Linked DNA regions of Mus musculus: region 1 is linked to region 2. Evidence: chromatin contacts called from ENCODE Hi-C or POLR2A ChIA-PET data. All regions are on one chromosome and are shown on one strand. The core of a region is the stretch at or near the end of the contact, and the rest is flanking DNA. Distances in the headings are between cores, read along the strand shown. Region 1 overlaps Adk (adenosine kinase). Region 2 holds the start of Ap3m1 (adaptor-related protein complex 3, mu 1 subunit).

Evidence for each region. A loop is a pair of places that touch in the nucleus more often than their neighbours do. ChIA-PET counts read pairs that join two places held with the same protein, here RNA polymerase II (POLR2A).
Region 1: a loop to region 2 is called in a map of left cerebral cortex, with 1.9 times the contacts of the local background. The contact joins the enhancer-like site here to the promoter of Ap3m1 in region 2. A Hi-C loop is called at or near these places in 9 of 37 maps with a recorded cell type or tissue (gastrocnemius, heart and left cerebral cortex). POLR2A ChIA-PET finds 5 or more read pairs at or near these places in 5 of 5 experiments (Patski and embryonic stem cell).

What each region holds. Positions count from the first base shown.
Region 1 is chr14:21,083,183-21,090,583 of GRCm38, forward strand. The region is part of intron 1 of Adk (adenosine kinase); the gene reads left to right. Among named protein-coding and RNA genes, the nearest start is that of Adk, 34 kb to the left of the region's middle. Within about 2 kb of position 2,680, at least 1 of the 3 ENCODE cell types and tissues checked has a DNase peak (open chromatin) inside an H3K27ac peak, as active enhancers do; it is gastrocnemius, where a contact is called at or near this core.
Region 2 is chr14:21,049,189-21,056,089 of GRCm38, forward strand. Ap3m1 (adaptor-related protein complex 3, mu 1 subunit) reads right to left here and starts at 3,254. Exons shown (of 9, transcript NM_018829.4): 1 at 2,952-3,254. Adk (adenosine kinase) reads left to right here and starts at 3,386. Exons shown (of 11, transcript NM_134079.4): 1 at 3,386-3,512. The coding sequence starts at 3,451.

The DNA of each region.
Region 1 (7,401 bases), core at 1,430-3,929, 33 kb after region 2:
TTCCTTTTTTTTGCCTTTTGGCTTAAGGGCATCAGAAGCCCAAAGTGGCCAGAAGTCTGAGCTTCCAGTTACATGGAATGTTTTGTGTGTGTGTGTGTGTGTGTGTGTGTGTGTGTTTAGTGAGAATCAATTCCCATTCTGGAACCAAAATTTCTAGGCCGCCAGAATTTAAGGTTGCTAGTGAGCCATTAGGGGCCCTAGTAAATGGAATCGTTCACTTCTTACCCCTTGATAACTGGCCCTGTGAGTCCTGGCTGTGCGAGGAAACCATACTGTATACTGGACATTGATTCAAAGTATATACTGCCTTATGGAGAATCCTGCACCATCCTTCCAGGGTGCTGTTACCCAATTGCACTGTAACTGTGTCATCAGCCATTCCACCGTTCTGTCTGGTCAGATGCTTCAGGATGGACGGAACATGGCCAAACCAATGGATTCCATGAGTACGGGTGCATTGTCACACTTCTCTGGCTAAAATGTGAGTTCCTAGGTCAGAAGCAATGTGTGAAATACCACGACTGTGGGGAAGGCATTCTGTAAGTCCATGGATGGTAGGTAGGCTTTGGAGAAGCATTAGATGAAAGAAAAGCAAATCCATAGAGAGAGTAAATATCTATCTCAATAAGGACTAAGTGTGTCCTTTTCATGAAGGAAGTGGTCCAAGTGGCTGGTCACCCTGGGAAAGTGTGTGAAGTAGGGGCCTCAGATCTGCCACTCAGCAGCTGACTTCCTCGGTTTTTTTCTTTTGTATCATAAAAAACTTTGATATACTGTATTCATTCAAATAACTGTACAATTTATACTGATTTTTCTGCTCATTATATCAGTTCGTTCGTTCGTTCATTCCTTCCTTCCTCCCTCCCTCCCCCCCTCTCTCTCTTTCTCTCTTTTCTTGCTGTATTGGGGATTGAACTTTGAGCCATGTGCATGGTAGTAGACAAGTGCTTTATCACTGAACTATATCCCAGTCTTTTTTATTTTGAGATAAAGTGTCACTAAGTTTCCCATGTTGGCCACGAACTCACTCTGTAGCCCATACAAGCCTTGAACTTGCTATTCTACTGCTTTAGTTTCCTAGGTGAGATTATGGGCCTGTGTTGCCACATCTGACATGACATGGCACCCCCCTCCCCCCTATTTTTCTTATGATATAAGGAATCAAACCTTGGGCCCTCCAGGACTATCTCTCACTGAGTTGTGTCTCCAGTGTCAACTCCTATGTATGGTTTCTGAGACAGAGTCTCAGACAGAGTAATCTCTACTGACCTAATAAAGCTTTCTATGTAGACTAGTTTTAAACTTGGAGTTATCTTCCTGTCTCTGCCTTTTAAGTCTTAATATTTGAGAACTTTCTAGTTAATTTTTTATTTTCTGTTATTTTTCAACAAACTTTAAAGAATTTAATTTCTGTTAAAGTTTTATCTTTTCTGTATTTATGTTTTGCTTGCATGTATGTCTGTAGACAGAGTGTGTGCTTGAGGCCAGAAAAGGGTGTCAGATCCCTTTGAAGTGGAATTACAGATGGTTGTCAGCTGCTATTTGGGTGCTGGGAATCGAACTTAGGTCCTCTGGAATTATGTACTCCTAACTTCTGACCCATCTCACAGCCCCCTCATTATTTTCAGTCTCCCTCTCTCTGTCCCCACCCTTCTGTCTCTCTCATCGTCTCATTTGTTTGAGACAGTGCATGTGTGAAACAGGGCCCCTCACTGAACCTGCAGCTTGTTTTGACTAGACTGGTCCCCAAGCCCTAGGACCCTCATGTCTCCGACTCCCAGTGTAGGGAGGAATCCAGAGGTGGGCCACAACACCCAGCTTGTATGTGGTTTCCCTCCTCTGCTTACAGCCTATGTACTAGTGTGTGTCTGTCTGTCTGTAAACACGTGTGCCATGGTTAGAATGTGGCAATTGGTTCTGTCCTCTAACCATAGGGATTCTGGATTTGAACTTAGGTCATCAGGCTTAGAAGCGAGGGCCTTAACCAGCTGAGCCATCCATCTTGCCAGCCCTTTTGGTTCTGAGAACTCGGGTCCTCCTGCTTGTGTAGCATGGAAGCACTTCACCTACGAGTTCCTCTCCCCAGCTCAGTCAATAATATTTTGAGTGGAAACCTCATGCTCCAGTTGTTGAATTTAGCATTTTGTAAACACCAATTATGTCCATTTGTTTGAATTAATTTTAAAGATATGAGTCATATAGTATAAACTAATTTTAAAGCAGACAGATCAGTTTATACTTAGAGTCCAACAGCTATCACTGCAGAATAGTTTTGAAACATTTTTATCAGTTTAAAAATGAAACATTATAGCTGTTAGCGGTCACTCATTTTCTACCTATTGTATAGTACCAACCATCCTTTGGAAACTGTAAAATCTACTTTTTTGCCTCTGAATTATTATTTTTAAAAAATTTTTGTTTTTGTCTTGTTTTCAGGACAGAGCTTCTTTGTGTAGCACTGACTGTCCTGGTACTAGCTCTGTAGACCAGGGTGGCCTCGAACTCGGAGATCACCCTGCCTCTGTCTCCTGAAGCCTGGGATTAAATGTGTGTGCTGCCACAGCCTGACACCTCTGTGAATTTTTATTCTGTTGTGTCATGAGCACAATCATGTAATTTTTAAAAAAGATTTATTTATTATTATACATAAGTACACTGTAGCTGTCTTCAGACACACCAGAAGAGGGCAGGGCGCCAGATCTCATCACAGTTGGTTGTGAGCCACCATGTGGTTGCTGGGATTTGAACTTCAGAAGAGCAGTCAGTGCTTTTAGCTGCTGAGCCATCTCTCCAGCCCCCGAGTAAAATGTTTTTAAAGTTCATCCATGTCATATCAGCTTATCAGTATCTCATTTCTTCTCATGGTTGAATACGTTTTGATGTGTAGGTTATTTTGTTAAGCCAGCTCTATGGGTTATTTTCAGTCTGGCTGTTGTGAATAGTAGTACTGTGAGCACCCATGTGTAAGTTTTGTGTTGCCATATGTTTGTTTCTCTTAGGGAAGGATGCAGCTTCATAGGATAATTTTATGTTATTTTGTGAACAAAAATTCCTGGATAGAAGCTGACAACAAAGGCTGACTGACTCATTAGAACTTTAATGATGTGGAAATGATGGAATGTTGCCAAGCCAAATTATCTTGGGCTATCTTTAACACACTTAATAACCATTTATTACCTTCCTCTCCGTGTGACCTAATATCTTTGTGACCGTTAGGTAAATCTTTTGGAATGTACAGACAGACCCCTGCAGATAACATCTGAAGTCCATAGTTTGATTTCCCAGCTTTTCTAATATTTCTACCAATGTATTCAGAAAGGGTCTTGATTTATGATTTTCTTGTGTTACTATAAAACTTTATTAAACTGTTACATTATTGGAACATGGCATTTGGTAAACTATTTCTGGGTATAATCACTCACATTTGGCTTCAGAACAAACCATGTTTTTTGTTCCTTTGAGGTAAAAGCCCCCATTTTTCTGTCTCCTTCCTTCTCTGTCTCTTCTTCCTTCTTTAGAAACTTCATCCCTGTTTACCAATGTGGCTGCATCATTTTACATTTCCAACAATGTCTGAGGATCCAGTTTTTCACATTCCTGTTATACTTGCTACTGTTTCCCAGTCTGCTTAGAGATACTGTGCCTGTCGAGGCACATCCTAAACACGCAGCCAGAGCTTACAGCAGTAAAGCTGTCGTTTGTGCTTGTGCGGTCTTCTGCCCAGGCAGATATGGGTGCTTCGGGCCTTCCCTTGTCTTCCTTAAGCTTGGCCACTGCAATTTTAGGAACATTCTGGAGGTTCCCTCTGTGGATGTTTTTTCCTTACACTTTCCCTTTTATGTTTTTGGTTAACTTGTTTGTTCCAACTGCTTCAAGCAGCTGGAATGTTAAACAGTTGCAGCTGGTTGTATTTGAGATGCTCTTTGGGAAACTCTGAGCACAGGGCAAGCTCAGGATCAGCTCAAACACGGGAAGGCTTGAGCTTCTGAAGGACCTGTCAGTTAGCTGAAATGATTGCAGTTCTCCGAAATAGAGCTTTGATAGTGTACCAGCACATTTCTCACCTCTCAGGGGCTGCCTGGCATCTGGCTTCAGTCTGTGAGGGTTGTTTCTTCTCAGAATCACTATGAAACTGGGGAGAGGCAGAGAGGGATCTCTATTCCTGTGATAAAACTGTAAAAGCAACTCGGAGAGGATAGGGTTTATTTCTGTGTACAGCCCAGATCCCAGTCCATTGTCAAAGGAAGGCAGCACAAGAACACAGGCAGGGCAGGCCGCTGGGGAACCCAAGCATGGCTCTGAAGCGATGCTGCTTAGTGGCCCTCTCCTCCTGCCTTGTTTAGTTTGCTTTCATATACAACCTAGATCTGCCTGCTTGCTCAGGGTGCACTCCAACCCCCCTGGCCTTTCACATCAATCATTAATCAAGAAAATGGCCTACCAAATTGCCTGCAGGTGTTTTCTCAATTGAGTTTCTTCTTCCTAGATAATTCTAACTAGTGTCAGGTTGATACAAATCTACTAAGACCTTAAGTAAAACCACTAGGAAGCTAGCTGCCCTACCTGCATTCAGCCACTCTCCCATAGCTGGTTATGTATTTTCTTCTCCTTTGGAGCTCTTATAATTGTAAAAGGATGAGTCAGTTTTGCAGTCTGAAAATTATTATTCATTTATAAGCTGGGTGGGGTGGCCCATGCCTGGACATGAATCACAGAGCAGCCTAGACTACACAACAAGACCCTGTCTCAAGCAGACAAATGTGGCAAACATGTCAATATTTCAGTGTTAGGTATAAAAAAGATACTGAGACAAACGGTCACTTATGTAGTTGCTTTGTCAGTCAGGCCAGACCCTGTCAGGAAATTGCTCGAATGGCCCCATTCATTCGTGAGGAAATAGTGCAATGCTTTAGACACACGTCACTTTTCTTCTGTCTAGCATCTTCAACCTTCTACTCCTTTGGTAATTTCTTTTTGCGCTAAACATGTATGTTTCGGGGCTGGAGAGATGATGGTGCAAAGGTTAAGAGCCCTTACTGATCCCCAGATGAGCAGTTCCTTGACCCAAGCTCTGTGACTCCAGCTCCGGGAGATCTGGAGCCCTTGTCTGGCTTTGGAGGGCACTTGAACATATGTGGCCGTGCACACACCCTCTCTCACTGTAAATAAGAAGAAAACGAAATGTTAAAGAAATATGTATGTTCAGATTCCAACTTCTTGGGACCAACTTTTACCTTCCTCATACACCAGGTGTTTTAGAATTACTCAGGCCATCTAGGTGATTGAGCCCGCCCTTCTGTGGGAGGGTTTCCTGACCATCTTCCACCATCGCATCTAGTGAGATGAGCTTCCATATGTTCTTCTACATTTGGATGAAACAGTTTGATACATAAAACCACAAACTCTGCTATTTATTCCCCAGAAGAGTCTGTTGTCAAAGACAGTCTGGAAGGGGACTGACTGGTCTGGCCACCCAGTCTCAAAACCTGTAAAAATAGCCAGACTTAAAATGGAAGGCAGGAAAGAGGAGATTTATTCAGTGTGGCTACTTGGAAAGAGGGGCAGAGATTCGGGCCCCTGCCCTCAATCTGTCTTCAGGATCCTGGAGAGAGATTAAAGTTTAAATAGCCGGCCAGGAATGTACACATCTGTGGTAACAATCAAGGTGTCTGCTCTTCCGCTCTCACCCTGGAAGGTGGTCTGACAAGCTGGTGGAGCTGTGTGAAATCTTTCCTGGAGACAAATCCTTTCTTTATCTAGCTCCTTCCCTTCTCCCAGCATGAGATTCCTGGAGAAATTCCCATTTCTTTGGAGTTCATTGTTTCAATAGTGTGAGTCAGATTGAGAGACATTAGTGTCCCTTTAGAATACCTTTATCTCTGCCAGTCTTGTGCAGCTGAAGAAGGCCTATCACTCCTTATCCCCCTGCCTCTGTCTCTCAAGAGTAGCAGTAGGCTTATAGGTGTGGGTAGTCGTTTATCCATTTCTAAAAATAACTATCATTGCTAGGCATGGTGGTATACACCTTTAATCCCAGCACTCCAGAGGTAGAGGCAGAGAACATCTCTGTGTTTGAGCCCAGTCTGGTTTACATAGTGAGTTCTAGGTCAGCCAGAGCTACAGAGAAACCCTGTCTTAATCTTCTCCTATCTACAGTCTCTCTCTCTCTCCCCCAAAAGTGATTTTTTTGATTTGTGGCCTTTGTTCCATTACTATAAAAACGTCCGGACATTCGCTTCCATGTTGGAACATGGAACTTGGTGGAGCCTAAATCCATGTTCCCGATATGCTCTCTCCAATTTGGCTCCAGAATAAACTTTTGAAGAACCAGTCTACCTCAATTTTAGGCTTAAAAATGATCTTATAGTAAAGCCAAACTAGGTTCATTTCTGTTTATGATTGAATCTCTGTTTCTCGAGAACTGTGTTATGTCCCACCCTGTAGCCTTAACTACAAAATGTTCTGAACTGCCTGTTCCAGGAATTGCAATCCTGCCTTTATTTTATTTTATTTTTATTTATTTATTTTAAGATTTATTTATTTTTTATATGTAAGTACACTGTAGTTGTCTTCGGACACACCAGAAGAGGGCGTCAGATCTTGTTATGGATGGTTGTGAGCCACCATGTGGTTGCTGGGTTTGAACTCTGGGACCTTTGGAAGAGCAGTCAGTGCTCTTAACTGCTGAGCCATCTCACCAGCCCCCATGCCTTTATTTTAAAAAGTTGTTTACACATCTTGCTTTTGAAACTTAACTTTGTTTCATAGGGTTATGTGGCCACCAATGACTACCTTGTTATGTTCACCTTGCAACCAAGTCTTTGCTTCAGGAAGAACTAACTTATGTTCTGCTCCTGTAACTCTGCCTATTTTGCCCACCAAACCCCTAATAAAACCCCCTAACCCTGAGCTGTATAAAAACCTTGTCTTCCTCACATCCAATGCTGCTCTCTTGCACCCCACCTTAGGGGGAGGCAGCTCATGTACACAAATAAAAAAGTGTGCTGTAATTAATTTGGCCATGACAATTCGAGTCAGTGGTCTTTCTCATCCTATCTGATTAACACCATCTCTTCTCCTCCTTGAGCTGAGACTTGGTTTTTATGAAAATGGCATCTCCCTACATACTTTGCTTTTGTTGGTGATTACATTAGTTATTTTTCTGTTGCTCATCTAAAACATCATGGCCACAAACAACTTATGGGACAAAGAGTTTATTCTGGCTTACAACTCCAGAGGGAGCGTACATACTGTTGGGGAGGCATGGCTGCAGGCTGCCAGAGCAGGAAGCTGAGAAATCACATCAGGGATTCTCAATTCAGCAATTCCCTCTAGGGAACTGAAGTAGGGTAAGGCTATAAATCCGCACTGCCTGCCCCAGTGGTGGACTTCTTCCTCAAG
Region 2 (6,901 bases), core at 2,004-4,503:
TTAAGTCTGGGTATGTTGTACAGAAATAAGAAGACAGCTGAAATAGTTAGTCCTGGTCATACATAATTTGACCCAATTCCTAATATATTTGACTCAACTGAGTACATTCAATCACTGTATTTGATTGAGTCTAGTCCTTCAAAGAGACTGATATGTTGTTAATGGGTATTATAAGGAGTTATATCCAAATAAATTATGAACATAGCAAGGAACATATATGAAAGAAAAAGCCAGTATTTGAATAGCAAGGAAGCGGAACTAAAAAAGGAAAAAAAAAAAAAAAAGCCTAAGATGGAGCTGAAGCAGAATTTTAAAAATGGGGAAGGGTTTTAGTATCTGAAGTGTATTGGAGAATTTTAGTATCTGAAGCATATTTATGCATTTCTAGGGGAATGCCACACAGAAGTGAAGCTGTGAAGATTTAAAAGGATGAGTAGAAGTGGTTTTCTCAGATTGGAGATGACTCAGTGATTAAGAGCATGTACATGCTCCTACGGAAGACCCAGATTATGCTGGGCTTGGTGCCAAATACCTTGCTCTTCAAGGGAAGAGGCAGGGGGACATCTGTGAGTTCCAGCCCAGCCTGGTCTACAAAGGGAATTCCAGGACAGCCAGGGTGGTTACACACAGAAATCTTGTCTTGAAAAACCAACAACAACAACAACAAAATACCAAACAAAACATACCCCCAACAACAACAACAACAAAACAAAACTGAACCCCTAACTCAACAAACAAAGCACTCAGATTCAATCTTAGCACCTATGTCAGGCAGATCATAACTCCAGCTCCAGGGGATCTATTGCCTTTTGTTTCTATGGGCATGGCACTCATGTGCACATACCCACATACAAACACATACAATAATGCAAATAATAAAAATAAACCCCAAATAATAAACAAGTAATAAAAATAAATATCAAAAAATGTTTTACAATTTTCCTTTTTAAAATTTTCCTTTTTATTCTCAAGATAGGGTTTCTCTGTGTAACCTCGGCTGTCCTGGAATTCACTCTGTAGACCAGGCTGGCCTCTAACACAAGAGTCTGCTTGCCTCTACCACCCAAGTGCTGGGATTAAAGGCATATGCCATGACTGCTGGCCACCAATGATCTAACATTTCCAGTCTTTTACCCTCAGCAAATCATACTGTTCCCTACAGACTGTTTGATAAGACTTTTTTTTTCAATAATTTAGATGTGTATTATGTGTATTTGAGTGTGGGTTTGTGCATGTAAATGCAGGTCCATGAGGACCAGGAGCGGACAGTGGATCCCTTAAAGCTGGAGATACAGGGGGTGGGATTAAAACCATCTACTGCTTCGGCCGAGGACCAGAGTTCAGTTCCTAGCACCCATCTCAGGCAGCTCACAACCCAAGTTTTTTAAACTTTAATTTTGTATGTATTTCTGTTTGTATATGTCATGTGAGTGCAGGTACTTGCAGAGGCCAGAAAAGTACATCAGATTCCCTGGAGTTATTGGTTGTTAAGACCTGAACTTGGGTTCTCTGCAGCATCTCCCACACAAATTAGAAAAAAAAAAAAAACCCCAAAACACATGCCTACTTAAAATATATCTATGTCTTATGCATTAAAAGGGGGTTAACTTTTCTGATTCGCAAGTAGTTTTGTTTTTTTTCTTTAAGTTTTTATTGTATTTGTATGGGTGCTCTGTCTGCATATGTATCTGTACACTGAGTGTGCAGTGCCCAAGAAGGCCAGTAGGGGGAGTAGGATCCCCGTGGGACTGGAGTTACAGACAGTTGTCAGCCACTGTGTGAGGGCCAGGAATTGAACCTGGTTCATCAAAAGTGCATCTAGTGCTCTTAACTGACAAGCCATCTCTCCAGCTCCAAGACTTTTTTTTTTAAATCTATACCGAGAATATATGATTGTCATATTTGATGTGATGGGTGATGTTGGTTAAAGTAATTTTAGTGATAACTCAGTAGGATGTTGGCAACGGCATAGCAGTGTGGTTCTTAGCTAAAAGCAGCAAGTAGGTAAAACAAAGATAAGGAGACTGAGATGGCTCATCAAAAAAGGTGTCTGCTAGCAAGCCTAAGGACCTGAGTTTGAGCACTAAGACCCTCATGGTGGAAGGAGAGAATTGTGGCCCAGAAGTTGGTCTCTGAATTCTACATGTATATTGTGGCATGCAACACACATACAACAAACAAATAAATGTAAAAAAAAAATGTTTAAAAACCAGGAAGACACTGAGAAACAGACGATAATAGCAGTGGGACTCTCTCAAAAGGGGGGCACGTTTTCTTCTTTCAATACAGAGGAAGGATTTATATATTTGCCTGCAGAAAATTCCTTTTCTTCTGTGTAATGTGTTTTCAAGTCAAAATCCCAAATGCCACCAAAAAAAAAAAAAAAAAATTCTTTCCCCGCGAGAACGCCGGATTTTTACAGTGACTCAACTTCTCAACTAGGAAGTTAAAGCTTCAATATCAAACAAATCCACTGCATCCAATCAGCCCACCCCTCATTATGTTTCCATTCTCCAGGCCACCTTCTTAGTTTACAGCCCTGTCACCTGTCTCCTGAGAAGCTGCAACACCCTACTCACTGTTTCCCCATCCCAGGCCAGCTCACGCAGGCGCCACCCTATAAAGAGAGCGTTCTTAGCTTCTTCAGGGGACTTGCCCTCCAAGGCCAAACCTGGGGTCCTACAAATTCAAGTCGTCGGTACTGCACCTCACTATAGATGACATTTCCCGTGCCTGGGGTCCAGGGTCCGAGAACCCTACGTGGCAGGTGCACCGCTCCCTTCCGGCCCAGCTGGCTAGAAAGCCCGGACGTGCCGGGCAGGCGCGGCCCCGGTGCACAGCAGCGGGGACGCTCCTGGAGCCCAGGCTAGAGTCCCGAGCCGGAGCTATGCGGTCTACTCCCCGGCTTTGGAGAGGTCTCCAGCCCGGAGACTCCCCGCCCTCACACTCACCCCGACACCTGGGCGACTCAGTGATTCGGTGCCGGGTCCTCTCTGCACCGCAGCTGAAGCAGCAGAGAATGCCGCGAGGACCCCGCGCTCGGAGTGCCCAGCAGATTGCCTGACTAGCAGCCGCAGAGGCACCAAGGAGGTCGGCTGGACTAGATAGACACAACGAGCGGAACGGCGTTCAGTGAGAGGCTCGGTGTCTACAGAGGTTGAAGATCTGACTCTTCCACATTACTCAGGGGCTGAAGGAACGGGGAGGTTGGCACTCCCTGAGCGCAGGCGCTCACCCGCAGCCTAACTCCGTTTGGGGTCCCTTACCGTAGTAATCGAGGTCCTGTAGGGAAGCGCGTAGAGCCAATGGTTATGGACTAGAGTCACGGATTGGGCGGAGCTTGGAGAGGCGGGGCTTAGTGGAAAGGGGGCGGTGACGAGCTGAGGGGCGGGGCCACCGGACTGAGGGGCGGGACGCGCGGCAGAGCCAAACTACGGTGAGAGTGTGAAGATGGCAGCTGCGGACGAGCCCAAGCCCAAAAAGCTCAAGGTGGAAGCGCCACAAGCGCTGAGGTGAGAGCTGCCCTACGTGGGGGAGGAGGGAGATGGCACTCGCAGTGAGCCAAGGCCCACGTGGGCTGGCGCAGCTGGTTGGTGGCTGCGTTCGTGGGGCCAACGCGCTGGACCTGCAGCTCGGGGAGTTGCCCGCGTAGCTGCTGTTCCCCTCAGTGCCCTCTTGTTCTGGACTCTGCTCAGGTGCATTCTCGGCCCTGGCAGCCACTGACCAATCAGAGCTGCTGGCCCGGGGGCCGAGCCTTCCTCTGGCGCCACGTGCTTGTCTTCGCGGGCCGCGCTAGCGCGACCCCAAAGGACCTATCTGGAGCTGCATCCTTTCCTAGGGTATTTAGCGGGAAGGCGCCCGGCGCCTCCTGGACCCTGGTAAAAGATAACATTCTTGGAATTCTTCAGAAGGCGTTGCAGAAGAGCGTTTTGAGTTTTCCGTCAGCTTTCTGAAATCATCTTTGGAGACCCCCTTCATGGGACCCCCAAGCAACCTCAGGCTTAGGTTAGGAAAGTTTTTGTTTGTTTTTCTTTTTTTCCCCTTTGCATATTTGGCAGGAGCGGAGAGCTCTCTCTCCCAACACCTGACGCACAATTGATGTTGCAACTTTCATTTACAAAAAGCCGTTCGTTTTTTTAAAAAAAATTTCTTCCTAATAAGTATAAAGTCCAGCGCGCTCAGTGTCTGATGACTTTGAAGTGCTCATTGGAAGGCAGTGATTTTGCTACCTAAAAATAGACGCATCAAACTGATTTAAAACCGTGGGCCTGTTACTGATTATACAAGGCAAATTCCATTTATTTCAACATATTTTTTCCATGTTCAAAAGGAGAATTGATTCACAACTGAAAAGGAAAGTTGGGGGGTCCCAAATCATGTTCTTGGTGGAATGGGTCTGAGCAGGTCCCTTTTAGTGGGTTTATTTAGTGCCTATTATTCTTAGAAGGTTATTGTGCATGTCTAATACCACAAACGTAAAACATTAAAAAAAAAACAACCAAAAAACTGAGGATGTTTTATTTTAAATTTTAGATTATCTGGGTCAGTGAGATGGCTCAGCAGATAAGGGCATTTGCTGCCAAGTCGGATGACCTGAGTTCAGTCAGACTCCAGGACACACGTGGTGGACGGAGTGAACCTATTCTGTTCTTCTGTTGTCCTCTGGCCCCGCCCACTGAATAAACGCATACTGTCTCCTTAGATTTTCTTTTAATAAAAATGATACTTTATATATTATGATGATCCATTTTAACAGTGCTTACCATCTGAAGTAACGGTATAAAGAAGCCTCCATGAAAGAAATGCAGGGATTAACCTTATTTTACAGGTGAGGATATTGAAGCTCAAAGAAAACATTTAAGAAAGGAAAATTCGAACCCTGGGCATCAGGATTCAAGTTTATTATTTGGTTCTAGTGTGTTTACACAACATCCAAGACATGCTTCTATTCGAGTATGCATTTTTAAAAATGATCCATGGTAATGATTAATACTTAGATATGTATATGCCAGGTGCTGTTTCTGCATTCTACGTATTTTAACTCAAATCCAAACCAACCTGATAAGACCATTTCTATAATTATCTCAATTTTACCAAAAATGAAGAGCCATATACATATCTGTCTATTTAAAATTGTAGATAATTTAGAGGAATAAAATTCACTTTCCATAATGCTAACCTATTGCTTTCTGCACAGGTGAAGTTAAAAGATTTTGACTGTATGGATTCTTTAATTTTATGCAGAGACCTTTGAGTAGACTGTTCCTCCCTTTGTTAGTTAGGATTGCTGAATGATAATGCATTTCGGCTGAATTGCTCTATGATTTTCCTGGCAGTTAAGAGATTTCTACCAATTTTGTTTAACTGTGAGAGAAAACAGCATAAATTGTAGGCACAGTTTAATGTATAGAATTCGTCAGTGGAGAACATATAAATTAGTAAAAAGCATTTATAGATATTAGGAAAAGAATTTAGGAATTTGTGAGTTGTCAGTTATCTTTAGGAAAATAGTTCTTATTTTTATTTATGTGTATGTGTGTGTGTTTGTGTGAATGTGTGTCACATGTATGCCAGAAGAGGGCTTTGTATGCCCTGGATCTAGAGTTGAAGAGAATCAGTTATGAGCCATCTGACGTGGGTGCTGGGAGCCCAATCAGCTCTTCTGAAAGAGCAGTTTGCTCTTAACCATTGAGCCATCCTTCCAGCCTAGGAAGTGATTTTTAACTTGGGGAATTTTATCTTAGACGAAACATTTAGCAAAACTTGGTGATAATTTTGGTGGAGTAGGGGAGTGGAGTAAAGTTTAAAGATGCTGGTGAGATGGCTCAGAGAGGAAAAGTGCTTGCTGCCAAGCCTAATGACCTGTGTTAATCCAGATCCAGGACCCATGTGGTGCTTTCAATAGGAATGGTCCTCATGGACTTACCTGTTTGAATGCTAGGCCCATAATAAGTAGTGCTGTTAGGAGGTATGGCCTTGTTGGAGTAGGTGTGGCTTTATTGGAGGAAGTGTGTCACTATGGCTTTCAGGTCTCACTATGCTCAAGCTAGGCATAGTGCAATAAGGATTCTTCTGTCATCTATGGATCAAGAATCGGACTCTCAGCTCCTTCAGCACTGTGCCCACCTGTACACCATCATGCTTCCCACCATGAGGATAATGGACTAAATCTCCGAAACCCAGCCCCAATTAAATGTTTCCTTTATAAGAGTTGCTGTCCTCAGCCGGACATGGTGGCGCATGCCTTTAATCCCAGCACTTGGGAGGCAGAGGCAGGCGGATTTCTACAAAGTGAGTTTCAGGACAGCCAGAGCTATACAGAGAAACCCTGTCTCGAAAAACCAAAAAAAAAAAAAAAAGTTGCCGTCCTCATGCTGTCTCTTCACAGCAATGAACCCTTACTAAGACAGCCCGTTTGGTATGCACTTATACACGCACACAGACAATAAACAAACAACTAAATGTGATTTAAAACAAGCGAAAAGCTGGCATGGTGGCCCATGTCTTTAATCCCTGCAGTTTGGACGCAGAGGCAGAGGCAGGCTCGGGTCAACCAAGGTTATATAGTGAGTCCCTTTGTAAACCACAACATCTGACAGCTGTAGAGATTTCCTTGTTTGGTCTCCCATCATGATGCTCCGACCAATGCATAATGGTGTTTCTGGGCATCTTATCAGTACAGAAGAAATCCCTCTGTGATCGAGATTGTCAGGCTAAAACTGTCAGGATTGTTGAGAGTGAGAAACTGCTTTGGGAGGCCCATCTGACAAGAGTTTTTCCTTTCTTATTCTTTACCATTTGTTAAGCTGCTTGCTTTTCAGGGCCTGGAAGTTGCTAAGATTTCAAAGAATCAGATTGTAACATGTTTTCATTTGAGGAGAAAGAAACTGAGTATCAGACA